4 separate regions of the Homo sapiens genome follow, and regions 1, 3 and 4 are each linked to region 2. The links are chromatin loops, found by intact Hi-C in ENCODE. Cell type or tissue: endothelial cell of umbilical vein. All regions are shown on one strand. Region 1 has its middle 230 kb from the start of TYRP1. Region 2 has its middle 52 kb from the start of TYRP1. Region 3 has its middle 140 kb from the start of TYRP1. Region 4 has its middle 360 kb from the start of TYRP1.

What was found. A loop is a pair of places that touch in the nucleus more often than their neighbours do. Peaks named below come from ENCODE experiments on the same cell type or tissue, not always from the same donor. Only the 100,000 strongest peaks of a DNase experiment are listed, where the experiment ranks them.
Region 1: a loop joins it to region 2, with 4 times the contacts of the local background. A loop is called at or near these places in 3 of 110 quality-filtered maps.
Region 3: it touches region 2 in a loop (13-fold over the local background); 11 of 110 quality-filtered maps call a loop at or near these places.
Region 4: a loop joins it to region 2, with 13 times the contacts of the local background. A loop is called at or near these places in 4 of 110 quality-filtered maps.

The regions. Positions count from the first base shown.
Region 1 is chr9:12,461,538-12,469,537 of GRCh38, forward strand. No RefSeq gene overlaps it. Among named protein-coding and RNA genes, the nearest start is that of TYRP1, 230 kb to the right of the region's middle. RefSeq lists an enhancer at 1,710-2,209. In endothelial cell of umbilical vein, a CTCF peak has its summit at 3,586 (motif pointing left); no DNase peak of the experiment used is centred here.
Region 2 is chr9:12,636,892-12,644,891 of GRCh38, forward strand. No RefSeq gene overlaps it. Among named protein-coding and RNA genes, the nearest start is that of TYRP1, 52 kb to the right of the region's middle. In endothelial cell of umbilical vein, no CTCF peak of the experiment used is centred here; a DNase peak (open chromatin) is centred at 3,320.
Region 3 is chr9:12,551,920-12,559,919 of GRCh38, forward strand. No RefSeq gene overlaps it. Among named protein-coding and RNA genes, the nearest start is that of TYRP1, 140 kb to the right of the region's middle. In endothelial cell of umbilical vein, no CTCF peak of the experiment used is centred here; no DNase peak of the experiment used is centred here; H3K27me3 peaks cover 145 bases.
Region 4 is chr9:12,326,414-12,334,413 of GRCh38, forward strand. No RefSeq gene overlaps it. Among named protein-coding and RNA genes, the nearest start is that of TYRP1, 360 kb to the right of the region's middle. RefSeq lists an enhancer at 7,914-8,000. In endothelial cell of umbilical vein, a CTCF peak has its summit at 3,152 (motif pointing left); a DNase peak (open chromatin) is centred at 3,118.

The DNA of each region.
Region 1 (8,000 bases), 180 kb before region 2:
AAAGTTAAACTTGGGAACTGAGTTGTACAAACACTGCCTTCCTTTTGTCCCAAACAGACAGCTGTAATTTCACAACCCTATGTTGTGCCTTATATATAAGCCTGGTTCCTCTAATCATTGGAATTCACATATCTCCCCAAACGGACTCCTTCACAAATGGCTTACAAGGAAATTTTTTGAGGGCCCCCAAATCTTTCAGAACATACATATTTTCCTATAAACTTGTCCTAAAACAGAATCCTGTTCAATCTCACCCTGAAAATGTCAATTACCAGCTTATCGTCATAGGTACCCGACAAGGACAAGACTAGAAATCATCCTTCCACCACTCCAAGACAAATTCAAGATTGACTTTTCCCTCTACTCCCTCTTTTCACATGTAAAATGTAGATTCACTGAGTGTTAATCAAAGCCTCACAAGAATGTAACCACTTGCCTCATTGTCCACCCTTCTTCCTTTCTTCCCCCTCTTTCCCCTCCTGCTTGCTCTTTTCCTTTTAAGTATTAGAGTTCTCAAAACAGTCTTTGCAAAAAGCACAGATGCACCTGTGATTTGTGTTTTTCCCAGTTGCATCCTCAACCTTGGCAAAGTAGACCTAAATTGATTGAGATTTGCCTTAGTCACTTTTTGTTTTACAGGGGGAATATTATTCCAGTCTTTGAGTGTGCTTGATGTGTTTGGAAAATAACAAGGAGGCCAGCATGATTGAAAGGGTGATTTGAAATGGATTGGTGGGAGTGGAAGGATAACAGGGGATGAGGTCAGAGAGACAATGGAGAGAGGAGGTTTCAGATGGCATAGGGCCATAAGGTCTATAAAGACAATGGAATCACATTAGCTTTTACTCTGAAGGAAATGAAGAGCCATTGGAGGACTTTGAGCAAAATAATCATTCAAATAATTTCATGTGATAAGAGAAAAGAACCTTGCAGTAAAGTCAGCACACCTGGCCTCTCTCCAATGCTGATCTTTCACAAACTTGAAAGAAGTTCAATTGCAATTTCAAGTTTTCTAAAGTAAACACTAAGAAAAGAGTGGTCAGGGCCTTATAACATTTAGGGGCTAAATGTTACAGGTAATGATAGAAAATATATATATTTTTTTCAGTTTCCAAATGGTTATTCTATCAGATTGTTTGAACATTAAATTTATCCTGTTTGCAATCCAAAATAGTTACCAGAAATTTGCTGTTTTGTGTGTATGCGTGTGTTTACTTTTATTGTTTTTCTAAACTCTTTGGCATGATTTTCGGGGGGTGTTCAGACTGCCACAATACTAGTTAGGAGAGGACATTTTCTTTGTGCTGCCAATTTTGATCATTTAAATTTTGGTTTGTTTGGGTTGTGACTTTTTTGTTTTTGAAGTCACCAGACACTACTACTGCAGTTTTCTTTCTCTCTTTTTTTCCTCTCTCTTCTTTCTTTCTTTCTCTTTCTTTTTTCTTTCTTTCCTTCTTCCATCCTTCCTTTCCTTCTTCCATCCTTCCTTTCCCTCCTTCTTCCATCCTTCCTTTCCCTCTTTCCCTTCCTCCTTCTTTCCTTCCTCCCTCCCTCCTTCCTTCCTTCCCTCCCTCTCTCCTTCCTTCCTTCCCTCCCTCCCTCCTTCCTTCTTTCTTTCCCTCTCTCCCTCCTTCTCTCCTTTCCTCCCTCCCTCCTTCCTTCCTTTCTCCCTCCCTCCCTCTTCCCTCTCTCCCTCTCTTCTTCCTTCCTTCTTTCCTTTCTCCCTCCCTCTCTCCCTCTCTCCCTCTCTTCTTCCTTCCTTCTTTCCTTTCTCCCTCCCTCTCTCCCTCTCTCCCTCTCTTCTTCCTTCCTTCTTTCCTTCCTTCTTTCCTTTCTCCCTCCCTCTCTCCCTCTCTCCCTCCCAGTAAGAATTGTGTTAGGTAATCTTGTATTATCCCTTATCACTCACAAAACCTCTGCTCTCTAGAAAATCTTATTGAATTGGAGAAGTTCCAGTTCCTCAAGTGGGTGGGAGATTGACCACTGTAGAAACCTAATGTTATGGCAGTTGAAAAAATGATCCAAAAGCCCTCTCATCTCTGATACATTTCCCTAATCTTGATACATTTTTTAACAAGTGTTGTTTTTATTCTTTTAATTTTAAGCTTAATTCTGCTCAAAGTTTCTATGATTCAGAAAAGAGCTGCCAAGATACTGTTCCAAAGAAAATACGTTTTTGTAGCTTGTGTGGGAATACTTCCAAAAGGTAAAGTAGATTCCTCTGGAAAAGACAGTATCAAAATTCTCCAGATGCCTGGAGCTCTAAGCCCATTATTGCATTCCACGTGCTGCTAGTAGCATAACAAAGTCAATCAGTACCCTTTGGTCAATAATCCTCCCAACTATTAACAGGAAAAAACTGTGAGCTTGTAAATGAAATATCTTGAGCTAGATAAGGTGCTCATTATCATGAGAGGAGCAATTTGCATGTTAGCATGGGGGAAATATGATAGGGTTTTAAAAACCCTCTTCACTCTCACAGTCAACTAGATTGTAAAGGACGTAATCATTGCCTCTTTTCTGTAAATTGCATTTAATAATTTTGCATTTTCCCCACAACTTTCCACTAAAAGGCAGAGATAACGAATAAAGGATTTTAAAAAGTAAGCAAAGGTTTCTTTCAAGTTTAATTTTCATCAGTTTTCTATTATATACAATGCAGAGGTAGATGTTTCTTGCTTGCTGGGAGTGGTGGGGAAGCTCCTATTTAAACATAATGAAATCTCAGAGGTGGTAGATAAACTATAATTCCCAGAAAAATAAGAGACTACTGTAAAGGCTCAAGGCCAGCAAAAAAAGGTTGTGTTAAAGCCACTGAGTATAGAACAGATCTTTCATAACATGCCATCCCTCATCAAGGTAAAAAGTTGCTTATCAATTTAAAGAGATGGAGTGGAGAGACAGGGAGAGAGAGAAAGCAGCAATGGCTGCTGCTCCTATAATAAGGTGACTAATTGTATGCTATTATCTGTTTGATGGTTTAAGCAGAATAAAGTGACACTGATCTGGAAATGTGAGAATGAAGCAGAACAAGAGAGTGTTTGTAAGAGGAATAATTTCAGGCACCCATGAGGCTTCACGTAAAACTCATTTGCACATAGACAGGGCTCTCTTGTGGATGATGGATAAATGTAATTCCTAGTTACCAGTGTGTCTTTTTTTCTTTTCTCTTTATTTTTTTTTCACCGACAAGGCATTGAAGACAGAAGAATGGAATACGGACAAAAATGGCTTCAAAAATTAGAATAATTTCTAAACTAATTTAAATTTCTAAATGATTAGACAGTGACTGTGTGGACTGTTCCCTCAGGTCACTAACACAGATATTCTTAATAGTCATTCCTGCAATATTCAATAGACGTCAACAATATTGTCCAATCAAGCTAAAAAAAAATGTGAAAATGGGCTGTGAGTTTTACTCAATACTTGAAAGCTTTCAATTAAGTTTTACATAAGAGAAAACATACATGAACTTTAATCTTTTAAGCAAATTCTTACTGAAAAGGAGAAAGGGGGACAATTTTAAAACAAGAAAGATCAAAGCCAATTCAAGATGTACGAGCGCCATCTGGTGTCCATAATAAAAATGCTATCAGTTTTTAGCAGTCAAACTCCCCTTTTGTGGGCTTTGTAGTGCAAAAGGGTTATGGTACAAAGAGTAATTCTTGAAATGGGATTTACTCTATGTCTAATACCCAGATGTTACTATTTACTATTTGTTTTTAGAGTAAACTAACCTAAGGAAGTGAAGTTGGTTGAAGCAGTGGGTTTGCTGTTAACACATATGTTCAAACATTTCAGCAAAAATAATTCATGTTTCAACTAGAGAATTCACATAATTGCTGCAGTTCTCCACTCTAATTTACTTAAGCAAACCTTCCTTGATACAGGAAAAGTGTTTCTATACTTTCAGAAGCAATGCCTGTGTAAAAATATTGGAGAAGCAGATGGGTAGCATATTTTTAAGGAAGAAACTTAGAGGCTTATAATGTTAATGCACTAAGATAAAATTAGCAATATATTAAAAAAAAGAAACCTAAGTAGTGGTACTTAAGTGTCTTGGAAATTTATGCACATATCTATCAATAGAACTTGAAAAATACACTGTCCTCCATCCTGTTCTGCGACTGATTTTTACTATACCTATATATTAAATGTAATAACTCATCCTGTTCTCTTAACATTCTTGGTATCATTCGAGCTACAGAGGTTTCTGACAGTTTCAAGGACCAGCAGAATATTTCACAAATGAGGTACTTGCTACTCAACAACAGTCAGCCCTCTGATATCAAGAAATCTTTAGGCTTACCCTATGTGGTTTAGTTGTATTAATGAGTCCTAAATAACATTGTGTTTCTTTCTTTGAATAAGTGCATTCAACAAAATTTTAACCATGCTTCTTTCTTACTGAAGCTAAGTAACATGCAGCAAAAACACAGTCATAAAGAAAGTGAAAAAATAATTTATATATCCTTTATCTTATAGAATAAGAAATCTGAAGAAGATAATGTTTCTTTTGTTCTAAAAAACTTCTGGACTTTTATTAAGAGACAAAAACCACTTCAATAGTGTAAAAATTGAGTCTTCAGAATGGTGTACCTTTTAACATCTGGTCACAGATAACTTTTGAAATTATTGCTGCAAAATAAAATGATTTCACAAGATTACAGCTAGAGGTTGGCACTTAATTTTCAAGCAATGTTGAGAAATTTTATGTGCCTTTCACTTGCAGCCCCAAGTAATTATCCCTACCAGAAAAGAACTGGACCAAGAGGCACTAGGGGTGCTGGCCAAGCATGTCTTTCTTGTGTCCCAAGAGAGAACTGTTGGATGTGGCAGAGGAGATGACTGGCTTCTGGGACTGTGATGTCTTAGCACCTGGCAACTTGCTCTCACCCTAGGGCTATAGCTGGCTTGGCACAGCAAGGAGTAGGAGAGGGCTTTAATATGATACAGGCATTCAGAAAGGCTCAGGAGAGATGACACTATTCGTACTAAATCATGAGGTTCAAAAATTGTTCATAAGGAACTTAAGTTTTGACTTCGAGCAAGATCAGTTATTCGGTAGCTATTTTTTCCCTGTAATTTAAGAATAATTATGTCAGATACATTACACTAAATGTCTACTATGTTTAAAGAATTTGCTCAGGAATGATAACATTTGTTGCTTGCATAAAATTAAAACCCATATGATTCAAGGTTAATTCTCTTGTACTAATAAACATAAAAGTACAAGAAATGTCTTCTTAAGAGTACATACATTTGTAAAAACATAAAATGTAAATTTGGCTTTGAAACATGCATTTACTGCTTAATAAAAATTTCATGTACAAACTTTTTCTTTACATTTCTTCCCAAACATCAAGAATTCTGTGCCATAATACAGAAGATGGCTAGGAGGCAGGCAGTGGAAACATCAATGTTACAGTCACATCACAATTTTTGTTTCATTTTCTACAAGATCTCTGCTTGAATATAGGTTAATTTTCACAAACATAAAAGTATATGTTTTATGCCTTAAAAAGTATTTTTTTTGTCTTTCGGCCAGTGCCGAGTGGAATGACTGGTTTGGGAAAGGAGGAGGGACTGGGTTCAGCTGTGGTGCTTTGTTGTAAAAGGCAGCCTGGCCTTTGCTACTGAGGAGAAAGATGAAGCCTCGGTCTCAAGTCCAAGTCCACCTTTGCTGTACCTTTGCCACATGGTACTGTATGCTTGCTGGCTAGAAGGAGGGTGAGGGATTTTTAGAGTCTGAGAATGAGTGTGTTTGAGTGAGTGGTATCCGCATTCTCAACTTCAAGTCATTGAAGCTTTTTTTTCCCAGAAAACAGGGGATAGATGTTTCATTTCCTAAAACTAACTGAAGTTTGCTTTACTGATGCAGCACAACAGATGTAAACAAACAAACAAAAAAAAAACAGAAGAAAACAAAAAGAGGAAAGATGCTTTTTAGGTTTTTGTTTGTTTGTTTGTTTTTGTTACTCTAGGGAAAACACTGATGAAAGGTCAGAGCTCCTATCCTGATCTTTTCATCAAGGCGCCTTTCCTAATAATATGGTTCAACTGTGAATGTAGAAGTTGGGGGGAGGGGGGAGAAAAAAACCTCTGGAGTTAGAGGATATAGAAAAATAAAAGTAAAATTGTTACAAATAAAGAATGCAGACTTCAAAAACTCAGTGTTGAATAGCAAAATGAACAGAAGTAGGTTCAATTCTGGATCTCTCAGTTACTGTTTTGCCTTGTACATCTTGTTTAAAGTCTGTGAGCTTTAGTTTCCTTATCCATCATCGGACATAATGTCATTTACTTCATAGATCTAGTGCCAATTTAACAAAGTTAATGTTTGTAAAATGTTTAGAGCATAGGTAACATAAATGTAGGTCACATTTATCTAACTTGTGTCATGTGAACCTCAATTACAGAACATGACAACATTAATATTTTCATTTTATGCATAAAATTTGAAGTATTACAAATATTTACTACGACTAGTGAATTATTGGTTGTTATTCTTGCTATATGACAATACAACTTTAACTGGTAAACTAAAATATCTACTATTCTTTGTTAGCACCTTAAAAATCTTACTATTCATTATGTACAATAAAACTTTCTCAAGGGATTATTATAACTATTATTCTTATAATTTAAAGCTTTATTTATGCTATATAATAATTTCATCCAGGTTCTCATTAATTCATGTGCTATTGCTTCCCCTATAAAAGCATCTAAAATTAGTCACTTTTGGAATTAATGTCAGAGAGTAAAAAAAACGCTAGGAAGAGGCCGGGCATGGTAGCTCCCGCCTGTAATCCCAGCACTTTGGGAAGCTGAGGCAGGAGGATCACTTGAGGTCAGGAGTTCAAGACCAGCCTGGCCAATATGGTGAGACCCCGTGTCTACTAAAAATACAAAAATTATCTGGATGTGGTGGCGGGCTCCTGTAATCCCAGCTACTCAGGAGGTTGAGGCAGGAGAATTACTTGAACCCGGGAGGCAGAGGTTGCAGTGAGCAGGGATTGTGCCACTGTGCTCCAGCCTGGGTGACAGAATGAGACACCATCTCAAAAACAAAAACAAAAACAAACAAACAAACAAAAAACACAAAGAAGAATGCCAAGCTACCACCAAGTCAAAATGTTAGCTTAGGAGATAGTACTCCTAAATGTTACAGATAATGATAGAAAATATATGTTTTTTTCAGTTTCCAAATGGTTGTTTTGTCAGATTATTTGAACATTAAATTTATCCTGTTTGCAATCCAAAATAGTTACCAGAAATTTGCTGTTTTGTGTGTATGTGTGTGTTTACTTTTATTGTATATTTGTTTTTCTAAACTCTGGCATGATTTTCGGGGGGTGTTCAGACTGCCACAGTACAAATTAGGAGAGGACATTTTCTTTGTGCTGCTAATTCTGATAATTTAAATTTTGGTTTGTTTGGGTTGTGACTTTTTTGTTTCAAATATGGCTCACCTTATGAGTATGGACCATGAGTTACATCTGGGTTACATATCACCAAAGAGACAGGAGAAACAGACATCAGATATTTTCTTTAAGAAGCGTGTAACTCTAGAGATACACACACAAGGATAACATATACTTTAGTGTGATGGTGTGTGGTGATGGCTATCAATGTTTTAAGGGAGTAACAGGTAATCAGTTGAAGGCAAAGAAAGTTGCTTAGAACAGGGAAATAAGCATACTGTGCACTCAACATTCCCCAAGCATCTGCTGTGTGCCAGAAACTGCCCAGTCATTGTGTTTACAAAGAGAAACATACACAATTCTGATCTCAGTCTCATGGGAGAGAAATATAAGGAATATGAAATTATACTGCACAGTAATTAGGATTTACATAAAGTTTAATGTAAGGTTTTGTAAAAGCATCAAAGGGACAATTAATGTAGCCTTTTAGGGTAGGGGTTGGGGGGTGGGGATATTACATTAACAAATAATCCTCCAAAAGGAAATACCTGAAAAATGTTGAAGGTCAAGTAAAAA
Region 2 (8,000 bases):
ACCCTACATCCTGTTACACTGTTAACTCTTCTTATTCCTCCCTAATATTACAATGTATTTATTTATTTATCATATGTCTCCCCTAATGAACAATAAAATCCATGATAGTAGAATTTATGTCTCTTGTTTACTATCTATCGCCAATGCTACTCATAGTGCTTTGTACATGGTAGGTGTTTTATAAATGTTTATTTAATGAATAAGTATCCTCTGAGTTGTTCCCTCATACCCTCTCCAGACACCCACTTTGGTGCTCTCTGTGATATGTGTCCATTGCACCCAGCGCATCTTCTTTTTTCGAGAACTTACAATGAACTTGTTTACTTTTCTATATCCATCACTAGGTTACGTGGTTTTTGGATTCGAAGACCACATCTTTCTTATTCATTATTGTATGCCCGGTGTCGATGCCCAAATCTATTGTATAATAAATGCTCAGTAATATTGTTGAATCAACTAGTGGTTCATCATAATGCCTGTGGCCAATTCAGTACTGAATAAATGGGAGCTATGATAATAATAACAGGTATTCTTATTTTATGCAACTGGAAACTCCTTAACTAGTGCCCGCCTAAAGAGAGGAAAAAACTAATTAAGAAATAAATATAGGTGTGAAAAACAAGCCATTTGTCATTTCTATTTTAATTGTAGAAGGCACAATCAACTTAGTTTAGATTTATCATCCATAAGGTGGTCACTCAGAGGTGAGGAAGATGCCTGCAGTTTATTTCTAGCATGCTGTGAAGTATTTTCCCAGTCAAGGAAAATAACAGGCATTAGTAGCATTGTATTCATTTCTCTTCTCATACCACTGGGCACCAAAAAGAAACATTCTTTTAGTCTAGGGCTATTACAACACACTTACATTCAACACTGGTTTGAATTTAAGCGTGTGTTTATAGAACGCTCTCGACTAAATAGAAAAAAAAAGACAGGTGAATTTCCTTGTGATTGAAAAGCAGTTGCTAAGCCTTTAGGAAAGCTGTCAAGAGATTACACATGATTTTCAAGAGTAGAGATAAGAGATTATCTTAATCCCTAAAAAAGAGCAGAGTCAAGTGACTGTCAAAGAAATGAAGTAAAATCTGAACCATCGGTTCCTCCAACGCAGTATCATTTTGAATTGCTGTTTTAGGTATTCATTGAAAACAATATACTCCTTGGTAAACTATCTGAATTTTGCATTAGGGTATGAAGAATTTGGGGATTTAATTCTTGTACTCTCATGGAAATTTCTAGTAACATAATTTCCTAGAATCCTAGATTCCTGTGTCTGCCCATGCCTCCTGAACAATATAGGTATTCGTTATTAAAATTTGAGGAGCACGAACATTTGGCAGCCTGTTATGTCATTAGAATGTATGTTCAAAAACCCTTTAAGGGTCAAAACCATTTCAATCCAAACGAGGGTAACAGGAATTATTGTGTGTTTATGGTAACAATGAACAGGTGAATGATTTCAGGTCCAGCACCCTCCATTTGCAATTATGACATTTTCTTTCCTATGTGAACACCATCAGAAATCTTTGATTTCTGGCCTCAGACTTCTGAGAATTCTTAGTCACTATCCAGCTTTAGTCATTCAAGAAATTTTCAGAGTGTTTTTCATTTTGAATACATTGGCACACACTCGAAGACTACAAAACAATGTCTTCATGCTAACACCAAAGGATAATTCCTATGAGACCAGCGAGTAGAAGGCAAGTCTTGAATTTGAGACATTTTCTCTAGATCATTTGATCTTTAACATTTCAACTTGAAAATTTGCTTTCAATCTTATTTAAATGTCATGAATTTGGGTGGAATCTTGAAAATATTTAAGTGGTTGATAATGCATTATTTCAATGCAGGTAACACTTTCCAAATAAAGCATTAACTACACCATATGGCAACAGAAATCCTGTGGAAACCACAAAATGTGTGGTTTAGAAATTCATTGATTTCACTGTTTTATTTCTTTTTAGCACATCTCCTTTTCCTCTCCACCCTTTTTTCCAAAGTCTTACCAGTTCACCACATAATCACATGGTTAGTAACTTCAAGCGGTAGTCCACTTGACAGTAAGGTGACAAATGCTTTCAAAATATAATTTGTTTATGTACCTTTCCAAAATGGGTTATTTTGCACACATTTCCAAGAAATAAGTCCAGAATATAGTAGGAGACATTTGATATCTTCAGTATCTATTATTTGATTATCAACAGGCCTTCCTAAAGAATATACGTAAATCTTAAGAAACACATATATGGAATATTTGATGAAACTGTAGTGCACAAGGAATTTGTTAATTACTTCAGCTATTCAAGGGTTCATTTTTTTAGCTATCTGCAGTGTTCCAGGAAAAGATATTCAGATCTTTTATGTATCAATTCATATTCTTGTGCACAGACATACTTGCATATAAAAACAAATATCAAACCTAATTTAAAAAGAAGAAAAGAAGTCTTTTGAATGGTACAATGGTACAATAATAAGATGTGGAAAGTCAGCATTGGTCAGTGTTGTCACATAATGTTATTGTAAATCATGTAAATAAATATAAAATATCTGTTTTGTTGTTGTTTGCCTGTTTTTATTTTCCGGTTTCTGATATAATTAGAAGAAGCTTATTGAAAAAAAATTCTTGAAAACCCTAAAGAGGATAAGAAGGTTGTAACCTGAACATATCAAATCCACTTTCCCCTAAGTTACTACTTTGGAAAGATATTTCCCAGACTATTATTTTCTGAAAGATAATTCCTAAAGCTGTCATTCTTACCTTGGTTTTCCTTTCTCTCTCTCTCTCTCTCTCTCTCTCTCTGTTTCTATCTCTCTCATTGCTAATGGTACTTGGAAGTTAGTTAAAATTCTCAGGGAATAGAAACAATTATTAAATAACTTTAGATACCTGATATGCCTGACATGACCAAATATGCCCTAAATTTATACTTTCTGGGCTCAGATCGAAGTTCAGATCTAAGTTCAAAGCTCTAAACTAGAAGCTTTAGTATTTTTATAGATTCCAAGGGCAAGGCTATGAATTTTTTACTTTTAGATGTATTTTTTTACTGTTTGTAAAAGTCGGATATCATAAATCTGGTAGTTTCAAAAAAGCTGCAGATTTTTCAATAGTGGCCCTTGTATTTCGATTTAAACCAAATGGGACCAAACTTATTACTTCTACTCTGAAAGGTCATTTTTCATCAAGATTGTATTAGAAAATAAATCATTTAAAGCCATCCTTTGGATGGTTCCTTGCATGAATGTCTTAAGAAGAACACGTAATAAGAGCCTCTTTGCAAAGCCAAGCTTATTTGTTAATTCAAAGTGGTCTAAAGCTGCCACCTTCTGGCACTAAGGTGATATTTCAGTAAATTCAGTATGCTGCTGAAGTGCTATGACATTATTACAACAACCCTCACAGTACCTCCATGAATATCAGAAAGAAGTCTGTAAGCACAACAAAGGCAAACTGCCAACATTCTGCATTTATTTGTGTGAAATATTAAAGCACTATTAATAGAAACAGGTTTCAGAAGTAGAACTCTAGGAACCAAGCAAGAATCACAACTTGGTACTTCATCAATGGCCTTCTTTGAGCCTAGTTAACTTAATTCCTTACTGAAGAAGCATAATTTAAACTTCGAAAATACTTATAAATCTAAATCAAAATATTCAGTTATCTTTGTTTACCAAATATTTGAAAGTATAAATTCATATTATTAAAATATTTTAAATGCATTTATCAATGTTTCTGATTATCAAAGGTAAAATGAAGTCTTTTTAATCCTATTGATAATGCAGGACAGATGATAGCTTTTCATTTTGGAATAATCTCTTAGGATAATTAAGGAACAAAGCCCAGAGCCTGAGTAAATGGGTCAACTGTGAAAATCTACCCAGTTCCATGAATGACCACTTTCTTGTTTTTCTGACAAGGCCATTTTCTTCTTCTAATAGTGAAAATAACAGATTAAGAGCTTTATTGTTTTTCCAATTTCCTATCTTTCATATAATGCTTTTCTCTAAGTGAAGGGCAGTAGGGTTAAATATTTAGAATGAATAAACTAGCTCCAAGAAAAGAAACTGGCAACTTCTGTGATGCTGAGTAATTAAACAGACCTACAGAGCCTGCTGGAATTGTAGAACATAAGCAAAGATTAATGAGGCTTGAAAATGTAGAGTCCCATGGTCTCCAAGCAACGTGCAAGGTGTCTCACCTCAGCTTTGTTCACGTTGAACAGCTGCCCATTTTCAAGGCAAGCAAAATTGTATTTGCTCTTGCTTTGATTCAGAAATAGTTTGGTAAAATCTATGACAAAGTATTTAGCTTTTAAAAGTATCCTAAATTACCTTTTTTGTTCCCATCCGTGGTAGCAGACTTTGCTTTCCGCCCTAGACAGCAGATTTTCCATGAGTAGGTGTGGGTATTCTGAGTTCTTTTCCTAGCTTCCATCTTAATCTGGGTGGTCAATGAACAGAATCTTATACAGAGCCCCATTCACTAGGGTGTAACAGTCAAAATAGAAAACAGGTTATGTCTTCATTCTCTTCTCCCACCACTAGGACCAAAGAGAGGTACACTGCTTCTGGTGGTCAGGGAGTTTTGAAGGTTTACAATATCTTTGGTGAAGAAAACAAAGACTGTCATTTAAAAAAAAAAGTTTCTCTCAAATGAGTTCTAAATTCATGGTTGCTGATAATGCCAAATAGTTATTCCAAGAAGACACAGAAAAATTGGTTTAGTCTTATTTTTAGATTAAGGGGGCACAAAATAACTCCATCTGTATCGTCACAGGGGCTTCATTTATTTAATGTATCTTTTTTTGTCATCGGAAGTGGGGGCCTCTTACAGGGACCTCTGAAATGTTTTAGTCCCTTTATATATATATACATTTAAATTAGGATTTTTGTATGTTCAAACTTAGTCTAGGGTTTTGGAATTATCTGTCTCTTTCCCATAAATATTTACTAAACTCAACCACACAAATGTAAAGTTATACAGGCTTTTAGTGCTTTCCTAACGTGGTTAATACTCATATTGAAAATACCATAAATTCTGATTAATGGCAGATACCAACCTATGGACCACATAGTACAAACTCATGAAGAGTAATTGTTTTCTCATGTTATTTCATCTAATTTTAGTGTGTGTTAAGGGTGCCTTCGGAGAGGACTTCACACCCCTACCCCTCGCCATTGTGTATAGACATTTGAAAATTCCTTAACTACATTATCTCTGTGTGTGTGTGTGTGTGTGTGTGTCTCCCCTCCTCTCTTTCTCTCTGAAATCAAGTACAGATTTACCCAGCCAATAAGATTGTATGTTTCATGAAACTGTTAGCAGTCACATATAGTCTGTTGATTTATTATGTATTATGTACAGTATACACTTAATGATATACAGCATGCTCATTTTAAACGTGATCATTCTATGGACATATAGGGGCAAGAATATTGCTTTTGAACTATAAATAATTTCTTTATCAAACATAAGAAGCTAAGCACTTGAAAATAAATGTCCTCCAAATAAAAAGCCTCTTGAATTACTCGTGTTACGGAATGTTGAGACTTCATTCTATGTGGTATTCTCAATCCACCTTTTTAGAGATTTTTTTTTTCCATTAGGAGAGATGACAAAATTCTCTCTCTATCTTTGTGTGTGTCTGTGTGTGTGTTTGTGTGTGTGTGTGTGTGTGTGTGTATGGTAATTAGTTCAGAAACTAAAAATATATATGTAAATAATCACATGATAAATTTACATAAGATAGGTTAGTAAAGGTCATTTAATTTCTTACATTCTTGCTTTTATTCTCTAGAATACCATTTAGTATGCTATACATTTTCTCAGTTCATGTGTTAAACATGCTACTTCAGTTTGCCCATTTAGGAGCAGACTATATTTTATGTTTAAATGAGTAGAAACATTTTAAACACATTTTCATCTAATTTGGTTATCTGGAAGATGTATCTAAGATAAGGAATCCCTTTGAGTTTTAGAAATTTGCAAACATTTATTGACCAAGTACTTCATTAGAAAAACAAGAAAAGTTTCTGAGCAAGCACTTCTAGTGCATGTAAATGTAGTTGCTCATACATGATGTATACTTAGCATTCTGTAAATATATATTCAAAAATTATACACAGAAATGAGAAATGTATAATAGTTGAGAAAATATTATATAATATTTTAGTTATTTTAATTGTTAAGTGACTATTTCAAAAATACTGATTGAGTAAAGTTTTTTTCATTTCAGTTTTTTAAGTTTTTGTAATAGAATAATTCAAATGTCTGAGTTTAAGAATTTATTCTGGTACATAGTTTGACAACTGTCATAATTAGAAAAAGTTATACAGACATGAACAGACAAAAAGCCATCATTGGCTGTTCTTACTTAATTAAGATAGTCATTTATTATTTTTAGAAATAACCTATTTAAAAATTTGCTGTAATATGGCTAGTAAATGGACATCTTTCTTGATATCAATCAGTTGTTCTGAAAAATTACTTATAATAGTTTTTATTTTATATTTTATACAAATATTTGCAAAGTCAAGAAAAACTTTTCATTTGTTTAAACAGATAATAAATTCTATGTTTAAGTGTTTTAATTGTGCACATATGAAAGATTAGTTATAACTTCACGACATTGAACTTAAAATCACCTAAGATCCAAACATTTCCAAGTATCTCTCCTCAAAACTTTCTTTCTGTGGCATAAGTCTTTCCCAGGAAATCATTATCTTTTCATTCATTGTTAACATTTTACATGTAAGTCTGTTTTTAATTTCTGCTAAGATACCATTTTACCAATTGTCATCAAAGACAAAATCAGAAGTTGTATCACTTATTTTTCTAAGCTGTGTATGGTACAAAAGATTTTTATGAAAGCCTTTTTTGTATTACAAAGTGTTTCAAAAGTCTACTATTTAGCAAAGTATAGTGCACTTACTAGAAAACACTTCAACTGCAACATATTGCAGTATGATGCAAGGAAAGGAAAGCATGAGAGTCAGTTCTTCTTGCCCACTCTTCCTCCAGGATTCTGGATGTACTCAACTATGTTATGTGACCATATGACACACTGGCCAATGGGAAGAAGCCAAGGCAACTCAAACAGTAAATATTAGTAATGTTGAATTATGTTTATTTCACCTAAACATCTAATTACATTTATTTCATGTAAATCTAAAGTCTAATATTTCCTTAAAAATCCCAGTAGAACATTTTGCCCACTGAGGAGGAAATCAGATCCTCATAATCAATAAATATTCTGTCTTGCACTCTAAATTTTGAAAATACAACTAACAAGGACATCATTAATGTGTTTTTTTTTTTTTTTTTTGGTACAAGTCCTATGTCTTTAGAGATCTTCAATGATTTACTTTCTAAGACAAACGCTGTATCCCCTTTATAGATCCTGAATCTTTTATGACAAACACTGTGACCTCTTTTAAATGCATGCTGTTAGTTCCCTTTCAAATAGCCCTTTTAGATTTTGCTAATCTCAGAGTCTCGAGTGCATGGTTTGGTTTTGTTTTTTTCTTTACTAAGTGCCATAATCTCAAACTCCACTGTCATTCACTGTGGCCTGCTAACCACAAGGCACATCTTGGAGGATGTCTTAAGTTCTTAAGTGTAGGTGGAAGAACAGTCTGTAAGTGTGATCTGTTAAAAAATAAAAAATAAATAAAATAAAATAAAATAAAATAAAATAAAATAAAAACTAGGTGTGGCAGTTTCACCTCTGGCTGGTGAGCACTCTCCTGCCATCCTGAGCACAGTTCTTATAAACAGGTAAGTCTTGCATTTAAATGATGGGCCTGTGGTATTTTTTCCCCCATGACAACACTATGGTTGCGGGTGCGTTGGGAGTTTCCTCCCTTACTTTGGGATTCACTTTTCTAGAAACTGGTTTAAATAAAGAAACCTTTAAAAATAATATATCTAATTGTGAGTAAAGATTAGTTAAAATAGTCCTTCATTCTCATTAGCTAGGTTACAAGAAAGCTCTTTTAAA
Region 3 (8,000 bases), 85 kb before region 2:
AGAAAAGCATATATGATGGAAAGAAAGGAGAGAAAAAAGGAAAATTTCTTACCCATGATTAGACAAGGTATTAAAAAATGGGCAATTTTATACCATGTTAACAGCCATAAAAATTGATACAAGATATCTGCTGCAAAATTTTTCAGTATATCTCATAAGTGTGTATATATCTCAGCTTTCTAGGAATTTGTACTAGACAAATCAAGGTTTGTATAAATATTTAGCACAAGATGTTACAGCATTGTGTTTATGGGAAAAAAGTTGCAAGCAATCTAAATGACTGATTCAAGAAGTTCATTGAGAAAATTATAACATGTATATATGAGTTGCAATTTTTAAAAATAATGCTGTTAAAAAGTAATGAAAAAGGAATAAGATATATTACTTAGTGGGGAAAACATGGTAATAATACCAATATAGCTTACAAAATAATTGCATATTTCATTTGACAGTATACATTATATATTATTTATATGAAATTGCTAATAGTGGTGTCTAGTACATTCATTCAGTTGTAACAAAATACAATAAACTCAATGGTTTATAAATAACAGAAATTTATTTCTCAGAGTTCTGAGTCTGAGAAATCAAAGATCAAGGGCTGAAAAATCTTATGCCTGGTGAGGGGCACTTTTCTAGTACACAGATGGCCATCTTTCTACTGTAACCTTAAATGGAAGAAGGGACAAAGAAAGTATATTGAGCCTCAGCCCCTCTTTTATAAGGATGCTAAATCATGAGGATTCTGTCCGCATGACCTAATTACCTCCCCCAAACCACTTCCTAATACCATCACTTAGGGTTAGGATATCAATTTATGAATTTTGTGGGGACATAAACATTCAGACCATAGCAAGTTGTTATAATGGAATGGGATATTCTGGCTTAAAACATTCGGACCATAGCAAGTTGTTATAATGGAATGAGATATTCTGGCTTATTTTTCTACACTTTACTTGTATGTTCTTTTTTTTCTATTAGATATTCACTACTCAAGTTTCAGGCAAGAAAGTTGCCTTGTGGGTTTTGACAATTTGTCGACAGAGATTTTGTACATATACCTTTAGTTTTTAAATCTTTTTCTATTAGCTAATAATTTTTCTTTACGAATAGCCTATTCTTATTTTTATATCTCAAAATTTCTAAACATTGGAATGTGATATTATATCCAGGCTGCCACTAGAGGTATAACTGGAAGTACAAATATATGTTTCTTACTAAAAAGACATTTTATAGCTAATAATGATAGTGGATATTTAAAGAGTACCTATATATACCATGCACTAATCAAATTGGTACTTTGTATACATATATATATGTATATATATATATATATATACTTTTTTTTTTTTTGAGATGGAGTCTCACTCTGTCACCCAGACTGGAGTGCAGTGGCGCGATCTCAGCTCACTGCAACCTCCGCCTCCGGGGTTCAAGCAATTCTCCTCAGCCTCCCGAGTAGCTGAGACTACAGGCGCATGCGGCCATGCCCAGCTAATTTTTTTTGTATTTTAGTAGAGACGGGGTTTCACCGTGTTGCCCAGGCTGGTCTCAAACTCCTGAGCTCAGGCAATCTGCCCGCCTCTGCCTCCCAAAGTGCTAGGATTACCGGTGTGAGCCACCGCGCCCGGCTATGGCTATATGTTTTCAGTAGTTTATAAACTGTAACTTTATTTTTTCAGCCAATATGATTTCTTATTGCTATTTATTATAAAATTATAACTGCTCTTCCAGGAAATATATTTGTTTCCCAAATGTGATAAAGTTACACTTGAGAGTAGAATAATTTTTTTAAAAAAATAAGTTAAACAGTAAGGCTAACACTCAAAATACTATGAGCATACCCTCAATACTGTCCATAATTAATTACAGCTACATTTAAAAAATAAGACCAAAGAAGAAACACTAGCTAAGGAAAACACAGGTCACACTATATACTGATCCATGTCCCCTTTCCTTACTAGTTGTTCCCACTCTAAAATTCGTATCTCTAAAATGAGTATTTCACAATTTGACAAAGTTTTTCATTTTCCTCAGGACCCCTTTGCACTTACAACTACCTGTTTTTCACGAGTTATTTCCTCTGCCACTTAGATTCAATGGCCTCTTTTCATTAATTTTTGCCCAGCAGCAAATAACTGTATACTTTCTTCCTTTAACCTTGGATGATACTAAATCGAAGCTCATAGAGAAAATAACTGACATGTCATGTCCTTGGTTCATAATAGATGTGAACGACAACCATTTCTGAAATCTGAATATAGAGTGACTACTCACTAGTTCTAATAGGTTAGCCTAACTTTCATTCAATACTGTCAAATGATCAGGATTCTACTAAATCCCAAAGAAGACTTGCCAAGTGATTTAATTTTCATTTTCTTACCATTCTGTATCCCAGTAGGCTTTACACATTCCTCTCAAAGAGCAATTAGTAAGTATTTAATATCAAAGGCCTTTCTGAGAAGTGAATTTAAGTGTGGAAACCCTCACCATAACAAATTCACTGCATCACTGAGAAACAGGCTAGGATAAAACAAAATCTAAAACTTAAAAGAGTTAGAAGATTGTTTCCCTTTCATGTAATAACTTGGAGATAGGCAGTCTAGGGGTAACTTGACGTTCACATGAGGTTTTATCTTATGGCTTACCATGCATGGTTTCCATTTCCAAGGCTGCTCGTGGTATCAGGAAGAGCTGGAACTCTTGTCATTTTGTGTATATTCTAGGCAGCCGGAGAGAAGAAAAGATTTACAGAAAGGATATTTCCCTATCCTTTTAAAGGCACGCCACAGAGATTTCATCTTACTTCCACTCAAGTCTCATTGGCTGGAACTTAATTGTATGACCACATCTATTGCAAGAAAGACTGGGAAAAAAAACGAAGAGTGGGAGGATGGACTTTAAAAAGACTGCCAGCAGATGCCGCCACGTGCACTTCACACATATTTACACATGTTTTGCACTCAAATTCAAGTAGTTTATGAAGCCCTCCCCATGAGCCCTATGCCAAAAATCCCTGTCACACAGATCCAACAATAAGAACCCCCACTCACACAATGAAAATTCTTATGCCAGGTTTATGACTTGATAGCCCTCTTGGGCCACTCTTTATAATAGAGACTCCACCAGAAGCTCTTTGGTAGTTACAAATTATCTATAGGTAATTTATATTTATTCTCTGACTTTGATTTCATCCTGTGTGGCACAAACTTCAGCCTCACTAAAATATCCTTCTCATTTCTAGTAGAATACAGGATGTGTTTCATATGACCTGCCATCAATTCCTTTTGGCCATTACCTGGTGATTGCCACTTTTTTCCTCCTATTTTAGCATTTTGTTTTGATTTCTCCTTCTAGAAATCACAATTTCAAGCCTCTGACATGAAAAGCTTCTTTGAAGGGGCATTTTAACTGTCTTTGTAGCAAATGACTTTTTTAGGGGTTTGAGGGATTTGATGGCTGATCTAGGAAAAAGATATGACCATGAGGTTGCTTTGACCAGTTTGCAGGTGGGGGATGTGCAGAGGTTATGGTGAGGTGGTTTGGGAGTGCAGGAAAGAGATGGGGGCATTGCTACCTCAAAGAAGTAGAGAGCAAGGGAACTCTCAGAGGAGTGGTGGATCAAAGAGAGGGCTTAGATATCTAGGTGATGTGGCTTAGAAGGATGGTGGGAAGTCTCTGGACCAAAGAAGCTATAACTGCTAAGTCCTATCGTATCTGTAGGTAATAGCTGTCATGTGAGGCTTTATGGAGTATGCAAAACAAGCAGACTATGAATGACTAAAAATTTGCTTGTTTGGGCCATATTTAAAATAATTTGATATGTAAAAATTTGAGTTTGGGGGCTGTTAGGCTTTTGAGCTAAGGGTGTCTCAGCCTGCAGTGAAGAAATAACCAAAGGGCCAATGTACAGAAGCTATCTGTGGTTCATTTATACTGTTAACTGGAAAAAAAAAAAGCACACCACAACTTATAAATTTAGAAAATGAGAGGAGACTTTATGTCTTATAAGGGGTTACAGCCTTTAAGGTGGCCGCCATCCTGCAGGTTGGGAAAGGTGCCTCCTGCAAAGACCAGGGACAGGCCCTGCCAATTAGTAGGGGTGGGGATAGAAGCTGTTTGCTGAAAGGGTTGACTAAACATACATTTTCAACATGTTACAAGAGGAGCTATGAATATTAATGAAGGTGGTCCTGACGCATGCGTATTGGATAAACATGCATGTTACAGACAACCCATGTTCACTTTTGGGTGGAGACTTAACATTTAAATGTATTACGGTTAGGCCTTATATGTCAAAAGATTTCCTCAGGACTTGAAGGTATATGAAATATGCAACTTCTGTAAACCAGCCAGAATCAGTCCATTGTCGGAGGTCCTTCTTGATGGGAGAAAGTTATTGAAATCAGTCTCTTGTCCAATCATAGCTGTAGTTATGGCTGGTGAAAAAGAGGCTGGAGTTCAGTGTCTGGCGGTGGATGAGTTGCAAATCGTTTTACTTAGCTTGCTTATCTGGAGGCCAGTGCTTGTTTAGCCTAGAGAAAAAGAAAAGCTTTGTAGCACAGTTACAGCATAGTTTATTCTTTAATTGTACCCATGCCAGACCCTTGCCTGGCATGGCCTTAGGTCTTGTTTGTAATTGGGCATCTTATTGCAACAAAGAGTCTGTTCTGTTGGTCTTATGATCTCTATGTTAACATTAATGCTGGTCAGTTGTGGGTAAACCATGAAAGGGGGGGATATAACAAAGCATATCTGACCTCCCATCCTGTCACCAACTCAGTTTTGTTTTTTTGTGGGGTCCCTTTGGCCGCAAGGAACTTAGTTTTAAGTTTTTTTTTCTGGGGGCCCTTTGGGGTCTGTACAGCACGTGGTAGCGGGCGGGACAGGGGTTAAGATTTTATTTTTAGTTTACAATACAATACTTTTCTTTTTTTTTTTTTTTTTTTTTTTTATTCTTCTTTGTTTTATTTATAATTTTTTTTTTTACAATTCTTTTTTTTTTTTTTTTTTTTTTTTTTTTTATTATACTCTAAGTTTTAGGGTACATGTGCACATTGTGCAGGTTAGTTACATATGTATACATGTGCCATGCTGGTGCACTGCACCCACTAATGTGTCATCTAGCATTAGGTATATCTCCCAATGCTATCCCTCCCCCCTCCCCCGACCCCACCACAGTCCCCAGAGTGTGATATTCCCCTTCCTGTGTCCATGTGATCTCATTGTTCAATTCCCACCTATGAGTGAGAATATGCGGTGTTTGGTTTTTTGTTCTTGCGATAGTTTACTGAGAATGATGGTTTCCAATTTCATCCATGTCCCTACAAAGGATATGAACTCATCATTTTTTATGGCTGCATAGTATTCCATGGTGTATATGTGCCACATTTTCTTAATCCAGTCTATCATTGTTGGGCATTTGGGTTGGTTCCAAGTCTTTGCTATTGTGAATAGTGCTGCAATAAACATACGTGTGCATGTGTCTTTATAGCAGCATGATTTATACTCATTTGGGTATATACCCAGTAATGGGATGGCTGGGTCAAATGGTATTTCTAGTTCTAGATCCCTGAGGAATCGCCACACTGACTTCCACAATGGTTGAACTAGTTTACAGTCCCACCAACAGTGTAAAAGTGTTCCTATTTCTCCGCATCCTCTCCAGCACCTGTTGTTTCCTGACTTTTTAATGACTGCCATTCTAACTGGTGTGAGATGATATCTCATAGTGGTTTTGATTTGCATTTCTCTGATGGCCAGTGATGATGAGCATTTCTTCATGTGTTTTTTGGCTGCATAAATGTCTTCTTTTGAGAAGTGTCTGTTCATGTCCTTCGCCCACTTTTTGATGGGGTTGTTTGTTTTTTTCTTGTAAATTTGTTTGAGTTCATTGTAGATTCTGGATATTAGCCCTTTGTCAGATGAGTAGGTTGCAAAAATTTTCTCCCATGTTGTAGGTTGCCTGTTCACTCTGATGGTAGTTTCTTTTGCTGTGCAGAAGCTCTTTAGTTTAATTAGATCCCGTTTGTCAATTTTGTCTTTTGTTGCCATTGCTTTTGGTGTTTTGGACATGAAGTCCTTGCCCACGCCTATGTCCTGAATGGTAATGCCTAGGTTTTCTTCTAGGGTTTTTATGGTTTTAGGTTTAACGTTTAAATCTTTAATCCATCTTGAATTGATTTTTGTATAAGGTGTAAGGAAGGGATCCAGTTTCAGCTTTCTACATATGGCTAGCCAGTTTTCCCAGCACCATTTATTAAATAGGGAATCCTTTCCCCATTGCTTGTTTTTCTCAGGTTTGTCAAAGATCAGATAGTTGTAGATATGTGGCATTATTTCTGAGGGCTCTGTTCTGTTCCATTGATCTATATCTCTGTTTTGGTACCAGTACCATGCTGTTTTGGTTACTGTAGCCTTGTAGTATAGTTTGAAGTCAGGTAGTGTGATGCCTCCAGCTTTGTTCTTTTGGCTTAGGATTGACTTGGCAATGCGGGCTCTTTTTTGGTTCCATATGAACTTTAAAGTAGTTTTTTCCAATTCTGTGAAGAAAGTCATTGGTAGCTTGATGGGGATGGCATTGAATCTGTAAATTACCTTGGGCAGTATGGCCATTTTCACGATATTGATTCTTCCTACCCATGAGCATGGAATGTTCTTCCATTTGTTTGTCTCCTCTTTTATTTCCTTGAGCAGTGGTTTGTAGTTCTCCTTGAAGAGGTCCTTCACATCCCTTGTAAGTTGGATTCCTAGGTATTTTATTCTCTTTGAAGCAATTGTGAATGGGAGTTCACCCATGATTTGGCTCTCTGTTTGTCTGTTGTTGGTGTATAAGAATGCTTGTGATTTTTGTACATTGATTTTGTATCCTGAGACTTTGCTGAAGTTGCTTATCAGCTTAAGGAGATTTTGGGCTGAGACGATGGGGTTTTCTAGATAAACAATCATGTCGTCTGCAAACAGGGACAATTTGAAGAAGTTGAATCTCTGAATCGACCAATAACAGGCTCTGAAATTGTGGCAATAATCAATAGTTTACCAACCAAAAAGAGTCCAGGACCAGATGGATTCACAGCCGAATTCTACCAGAGGTACAAGGAGGAACTGGTACCATTCCTTCTGAAACTATTCCAATCAATAGAAAAAGAGGGAATCCTCCCTAACTCATTTTATGAGGCCAGCATCATACTGATACCAAAGCCGGGCAGAGACACAACCAAAAAAGAGAATTTTAGACCAATATCCTTGATGAACATTGATGCAAAAATCCTCAATAAAATACTGGCAAACCGAATCCAGCAGCACATCAAAAAGCTTATCCACCATGATCAAGTGGGCTTCATCCCTGGGATGCAAGGCTGGTTCAATATACGCAAATCAATAAATGTAATCCAGCATATAAACAGAGCCAAAGACAAAAACCACATGATTATCTCAATAGATGCAGAAAAAGCCTTTGACAAAATTCAACAACCCTTCATGCTAAAAACTCTCAATAAATTAGGTATTGATGGGACGTATTTCAAAATAATAAGAGCTATCTATGACAAACCCACAGCCAATATCATACTGAATGGGCAAAAACTGGAAGCATTCCCTTTGAAAACCGGCACAAGACAGGGATGCCCTCTCTCACCGCTCCTATTCAACATAGTGTTGGAAGTTCTGGCCAGGGCAATCAGGCAGGAGAAGGAAATAAAGGGTATTCAATTAGGAAAAGAGGAAGTCAATACAATACTTTTCAACCTCGAATTAGACACTGCCTTTACAGTTGAGAACTGCCCTTTCCCCTGGGGAGAAGTTAATGAACTCAGTCTCCAAGTGCCCAAAAGGAAGAGAGTTCTTCAGAGTCCTCAGGCTATTTATGCCAATTGATGTTCTGAGTGAAAATGTGGAGAACACTGATGAGTAAGGGGTTGATGCAATGGCCTTATGTACCACACAGTTCAGGCTAGAACCCAGAGGCAGAAGGGTTGGCAGGTGCTGCAGCTCCCCAGTCT
Region 4 (8,000 bases), 310 kb before region 2:
CATTTAAGCAAGAAGAGAATAGAATAAAACATTTAAAGTGTTGAAAGAAGAAAACACTAATCTTAAATTCTATATCCAGTGAAATTATCCCTCAAAAGTAAAGAAGAAATGAACGTTCTCGACAAAAAAAAAAAACTAAGGAGATTTATTGACTTTAGACGCACCCTTGAAAAAATGTTTTTATTACATTTAATTTTACTGTTATTTTTTACTGATACATAATAATTGTATTTATTTTGGTGGTATATATAATAATTTGATACCTGTATACAATGTGTAATGATCAAATCAGTGTAATTGGGATATCTATCATCTCAAACATTTGATTTTTCTTTGTTACAATTCTTCTAGCTATTTTGAAATATACATTATTGTTAACTATAATTTGCCTACTGTACTATCACATGCTTGAACTTATTTCGTCTAACTTACCTCTTCACTAACTTCTCCCCATCCCCTCATCCATCTGTCCTTCCCAGCCTCTGGAAACCACCATTTTACTCTTTAATTACATAAGATCCACTATTTTAGCTCCCACATATGAGTTGGAAATGTAATTATTTGTCTTTTTGTACCTGGCTTGTTTTACATGACATAATAACCTCTAGTTCCATCCACATTGCTGCAAATGACAGAATTTTATTTTTTTATGGCTGAATAATATTCCATTGTGTATAAATATCACATTTTGTTTCTTTATCCATTGATGAATTCTTAAGCGGACTCCATTTCTTGCCTATCGTGAATACTGCTACAATAAAAATGTGAGTTCATATATTTCCTTTATACGTTATCTCCTTTCTTTTGAATATGTACCAAGCAGTGGTAATTCTATTTTTAGTTTTTGAGGAACCTCCTTACTGTTTTCCTTATGGCTGTACGAATTTAGATTCCTACCAGCAGTGTACAAAGGTACCCTTTTCTCTGCACCCTCACCAGCATTTATTACTTTTCGTCTTTTTGATAGTAGCCATGCTAATGGGGATTAGATGATATTTCATTGTGGTTTTGATTTACATATCCTTGATAATGGAGATACTGAGCATTTTTTAAATATACCTCTTGGCCATTTGTATGTCTTTGAGAAAAGTCTATTCACGTCTTTTTCTCATTTTCAAATTTGATTTTCTTTTTTTGCCTTTTTTTAAGTTTCTTGTATATTCTTGTTATTAATCCCTTGTCAGATAGATTGTTTGCAAATATTTTCTCCCACTCTGTTAGTTGCTTCTTCACTTCATTGTTGTTGTTGTTTTTTCTTTTCCAATTCAGAACAATTTTAGCTTAACATAATTCAATTTGTCTACATTTGCTTTTCTTGCCTGTGCTTTTGAGGTCTTACCCAAACAATCTTTGCCCAGGCCAATATCCTGTGGCATTTCCCCAATGTTTCCTTTTATTAGTTTTATAGTTCAAGTCTTGCATATAAGTCTTTAATTTATTTTGAGTTGATTTATAGATACGCTGAGAGATAGGAATCTAGTTTTATTTTCCGCATATAGATATTAAGTTTTCTCAGCACCATTTATTAAAGAGACTGTCATTTTCCCAGTGAATGTTCTTGGTGTCTTTTTGGAAAATGAGTTGGCTTTAAGCGCATGGATTCTGGGTTCTCTATTCTCATTGGTCTATGTGTCTCTTTTTATGTCAATGCCATGTTGTTTTGGTTACTATAACTGTGTAGTATAATTTGAAATCAAGTAGTGTGATATCTCTGGCTTTGTTCTTTTGCTTAGGATTGCTTTAGCAGTTCCGAGTCTTTTTTAGTTCCACACAAATTTTAGTATTATTTTCCTATTTCTGTAAAAAAAGTCATTGGTATTTGACTGGGATTGCCTTGAATCTGCAGATCACTTTGAGACATATAGACATTTGACAGTATTAATTCTTTCAATGTATGGGCATGGGTTTTCGTGTGTGTGTGTGTGTGTGTGTGTCCTCTTCAGTTACTTTCATCAGTGTTTTATAGTTTTCCTTGTGCGTATCTTTCACTTCATTGGTTAAATTTATTTCTAGGTATTTTTATTTTAGTGTTGTAAATGAGATTGTTCTCTTGATTTCTTTTTCAGATTAAATGCTGTCAGCATGTAGACATGCTACTGGTTTTTATATGTTGATGTTTTATTCTGCAAATTCACTAAGTTTATTTATCAGTTCTAAGATTTTTGGAGGAATCTTCAGGTTTTTCTAGAGATAAGATCATATCAGCTTCAAACAAAGATAATTAGACTTCTTCCTTTCTAATTTGGACGCCCTTTATTTCTATCTCTTATCTAATTCCACTGGCTAGAACTCCTAGTACTGTGTTGGATAGAGGTGGAGAAAGTGGGCATCCTTGCCTTGTTCCAGATATTAATGAAAAGACTTTAATTTTTCCCCATTCAGAATGATATTAAGCTGTGTTTTTGTCATATATGACCTTAAATGTGTTGAGGCATGTTTCTTCTGTAGGGTCCAGCCCTACTGGGTCTGTGGGTTTTTCTCCTCGTGTGTGGAAATGAGAGATCATAGAAATAAAGACACAAGACAAAGAGACAGAAGAAAAGACAGCTGGGCTGGGGGAACCACTACCACCTAGACGCAGAAACCGGTAGTGGCCCTGAATGCCTGGCTGCGCTGTTATTTATTGGATGCAAGGCAAAAGGGGCAGGGTAAGGACTGTGAGTCAATGATTGATAAGGTCACGTGAGTCACGTGTCCGCCAGACAGGGGGCCTTTCCCTTTCAAGTAGTGGAGAGTGAGAGAGATACAGCTTAAGTCATTATTTCTTCTATGCTCTTCTCAGAAAAATCAAAGACTTTAATACTTTCACTAATTCTGCTACTGCTATCTATATGGCAGAGCCAGTTGTACAGAGTGGAACATGAGCCAGGTGTACAGAGTGGACCAGGACCGTGACCGCTGAAGCACAGCTTCACAGGGAGACGTCTGGTCAGGCCTCTGGATGGCTGCGGGCGGCCCTGACTGATGTCAGGCCTTCCACAAGAGGTGGTGGAGCGGAGTCTTCTTTAACTTCCCTGGGGGAAAGGGAGACAACCTTTCCCAGTCTGCTAAGTAACGGGTGCCTTCCCCAGGCACTAACGCTACCGCTAGACCAAGGTCCGCTAGGTAAGGGGTGCCTGCCCAGGCGCTGGAGTTACCGCTAGACCAGGGAGCCCTCTAGTGGCCCTGTGCGGGCATAACAGAGGGCTCACACTTGTCTTCTGGTCACTTCTCTCACCGTGTTCCTTCAGCTCCTATCTCTGTATGGCCTGGTTTTTCCTAGGTTACAATTGTAGAACAAAGATTATTATAATATTGGAATAAAGAGTAATGCTTCAAACTAATGATTAATGATATTCATATATAATCATATCTATAATCTATTTCTAATATAACTATTCTTATTCTATATATTTTCTTTATTATACTGGAACAGCTTGTGCCCTCGGTCTGTTACCTTGGCACCTGGGTGGCTTGCTGCCCACATCTTCTATGCCCAGTTTGTTAACAGATTTTATCATGAAGCGATGATGAATTTTACCAAATACTTGATCGACATCTAGTGAGACGATCATATGGTTTTTGTTCTTAATTCTGTTGATATGATCTATCATGTTTATTGATTTGTATATTTTGAACCATCCTTACATCCTTGAGATGAATCTCACCTGATCATGGTGAATGATCTTTTTAATGTGTTGTTGAATTCTGTTTGCTGATATTTTGCTGATAATTTTTTGCATAATGTTTATCAGGAATATTGGCCTGTAGTTTTCACTTTTTGTAATGTCCTTGTGTGTTTTGGTATCAAGATAATGCTGGCCTCAGAAATGAGTTTTGAAAAATACCCTCCTCTTCTATTTGTTGAAATCACTTTAGTAAACTTGGGATGAGTTCTTTACGAAATATTAAAAGAACTTCTTCAGGCAAGGAAAAAAAAGATGTTGGTCAGAAGCTTGAATCTATATGAAATAAGAAACAAGAGCACCAGGAAGGAATGAATGAAGGCAAAATAAAATATTTAATTTTTCTTGTTCTTAACTATATTAAAAATGAATATGTGTAAAATTCTTCACAATCTTTTTTCAGAAATTAGAAGAAACAGGTCAGGCATGGTGGCTCACACCTGTAATCCCAGCACATTGAGAGGCCGAGGAGGATGGATCACTTGAGGCCAGGAGTTTGAGACTCGCCTGGCCAAAGTGACAAAAACCCGTCTCTACTAAAAATACAAAAATTAGCCAGGTGTAGTGATGCCTGCGCCTGTAATCCCAGCTGCTCAGGAGGCTGAGGCACAAGAATCACTTGAACTGGGGAGGCAGAGGTTGCAGTGAGCTGAGATCATGCCATTGCACTCCAGCCTGGATAACAGAGCGAGACTCCATTTCAAAACAAACAAACAAACAAACAAACAACCACTTACTGACTCTTCAAAAGAAATACGAAGTAGCTACATTAAGTTCATACAAAGATGACTTCAGAACAAGGAAAGTAATCAGGAACAAAGGGCATTAAACATGATAAATACATACATTCTCCAAGAAGAAATTCTAGGGCAATATTATCCGAATACTGAAATCAAAATACATTGCAAGAAAAGAAACAACAGATCAATACATCTTGTGCACAATAAATTTAAAAATCCTCAAAAAAAACAACAAATCGAGTACAACAATGTATAGAAAAAGTTATATACCACAAGCAGTGTGATTTATTATAGATATGCAAGGCTGGTGTTACATTTAAAAATCACTTTATGTAAAACACCACATATACAGGATAAAGAAGAAAAATAATATCATCATATAAATTCTGACAACCGTTTTATAAAAGCTAACACCTACTTGAGATAAAAAACAATTCTTCAGCAAATATAAGAGAACTTCCTCAATTTAATAAAGGACATCTCCCAGAAAACCTACCTTATTCTTAATGGTGATAAACTGAATGTTTTTCCCTAAGATCAGAAAAAAGAAGCTATGTTGTAATCACTGTTAATTCAACAATGTCCTAGAAATTCTAGCTAGTACAATAAACAAGGAAAGGAAATAAAGTATATAGTTTGGAAATGGATAAATTGTACGGTGTTTATTTGCAAATGGCATGCTTTGTGTATGTAGAAAATCTCAAAGACACTATATTAAAAAAACAACTCCTGAAACTAATAATTGAATTTAGAAGGTGGCAGGACACAAAGTCAGTATACAAAAATCAATCATTTTTCAGCATAGCAGCAATGAAAAATTGAGATTTGAAAATTTTAAATTTTATTTATAGCAGCATAAAAGTAATGAAATGCTATGGTATCAATTTGACATACGTATGTACAGGATATGCATGCAGAGAAATACAAAACATTAAATCAAAAAATGACTTAAATGGAGAGACTGTCCATTTAATCCATATTAACAGATTGGTAGACTCACTGCTGTTAAAATGTCACTTATTCCCTACTTTATCCATAGATTCGACGTCATCCCAATTAAAGTGATTTATTCCAGTTCACAAAGAGATTTACATAACAAAATTACTCAATGTAATCCACACCAACAGGGTAAATAATAAACATCATACGATCATATCAATTGATAATTGTGATGATTAATACTGAGTGTCAACTTGTTTGGATTGAAGGACGCAAAGTATTGATCCTGGGTATGTTTGTGAGGGTGTTGCCAAAGAAGATTAACATTTGAGTCAGTGAGCTGGGAAAGGCCGACCCACCCTTAATCTGGGTGGGCACCATCTAATCAGCTGCCAACGCAGCTAGAATATAAAGCAGGCAGAAAAACGTGAAAGACTACACTGGCCTAGCTTCCTGGCCTTCATCTTTCTCCCATGTTGGATCCTTCTTGACTTCGAACATCAGGCTCAAGTTCTTCAGTTTTGGGACTCAGACTGGCTTTCCTTGTTCCTCAGCTTGGAGATGGCCTGTTGTGGGACTTTGTGATTGTGTGAGTAAATAATTAACAAACTTCTCTATATATGTATCCTATTAGTTCTGTCCTTCTAGAGAACCCTAATACAATAATTAAAAATAATTTGGCAAGCCCTAACACTCATTTGAGTTTATAAAAAATACCAAAGTGAAAATAAAATCTTCATTAAGCTATTTTGCACCTATCAAAAAAAAAAAAAAAAATTCTTAAATGGAAAGGCAAAAGACCTGAAAAGAAGAAGGGTGAAGAACTCACACTATGATTTTTAAACTTCTATAAGCTATAAGAACCAATAGAATGTGGTATTGATAAATAATATATATATATATATGGAAAAGACTAGACATTTCAGAAATGGACCCACTCAAATATAGTCTACTGATCTTCAACAATGGTGCCAAAGCAATTCAATAGGTAGTCTTTCAACAAATGGTACTGAAATAAATGAACATTCACATCGAAAAAGCGAACCTACACACACACCTTAAACTTTTCTAAAACATGAATTCAAGATGAATCATAAATATAAAATTAAGACTATAAAATTTCTAGAAGGAAAGAGGACAATATCTATGTAACCTTTAGTTTGATGATGAGATTTTAGAACACCAAAAACAAAATCAAGGAAAACAAAATTGGTGATTTGGACTTTAGTAAAATTAAAAATATCTGCTCTGTGAAACATACCGTTAAGAGAATGAAGTGATGAGCTAAGACTGAAATAAAATATTTGCAAAACTCCTACTTTATAAAAGACATGTATCAAAAATATATAAAAATGTAAAACTTAATAAGAAAAGAACTCAATTTATAAATGGGGAAAATATCTGAATTAACACCTCATCAAAGAAAATATTTGAAGATTCATCAAAATGGTGGACTAAAAGCAATTTTTTTCAACCTCTCCCACAGAAAACTACAACCAACCTTTGTTGCTAAGATTATCTTCACCAATATCCTAGAACTCAAAATTGAGGCTATGAGAAACCCTGGGGCCATAGAAAAGTGAAAAACTGCAAAAAAAAAGCAAGAAGAGATTTGTAATATTCCTAACAAAAAGAAATAAAAAATGTTGGAAATGATGGATATCTCAAGCATTCTTATTTGATTACTGCACATTGTATGCATGTATCACAGTATGACATGTGCCCTCCAAATATTATAAAATAATTATGTGTTAACTTAAAAAATACAAATGACAAATAAGAGTATGAACAAATGCTGAAGATCTTTCATCATTAGGAAAATCCAAATAGTTAAAACAATAAGATATCTCTGCACACTTGCGAGATGATCAGAAAAAATGAAAAGGAAAATAGCATAGGCTGAAATAAGCCCATCTGAAAGATTACATACTATATTGTTTATATCGTATTCTCAAAAAGACAAAACTATAGTGACAGAGAACAGTTCAATGGTTGCCCTTGAAATTGCTAAACAAAGAAAACATTTTCAATGTATCTAGGTAAAAAATAAATTCCAGAAAAAACAAAACTGTCTTTATCCTTTTACTCAATATAAAAAGCCAAATAAAGCAAAACAATGCTTATAGAGGGCTGAAGGATAGGGCAGAGATTTCTGATCCCAAACTTAACTTATGGCTTAACATCTCTATTATGTGTAAGGGAAGCAAAAAATGTAATATGAGATATGCAAGAGTGCAGGGAGGAGCCAAGATGGCCGAATAGGAACAGCTCCGGTCTACAGCTCCCAGCGTGAGCGACACAGAAGACGGGTGATTTCTGCATTTCCATCTGAGGTACCGGGTTCATCTCACTAAGGAGTGCCAGACAGTGGGCGCAGGTCAGTGGGTGCGCGCACCGTGCGGGAGCCTAAGCAGGGTGACGCATTGCCTCACTCGGGAAGCGCAAGGGGTCAGGGAGTTCCCTTTCCTAGTCAAAGAAAGGCGTGACTGACGGCACCTGGAAAATCCGGTCACTCCCACCGGAACACTGCGCTTTTCCGACAGGCTTAAAAAACGGCGCACCACGAGATTCTATCCCGCACGTGGCTCGGAGGGTCCTATGCCCATGGAGTCTCGGAGTCTCGCTGACTGCTAGCACAGCAGTCTGAGATCAAACT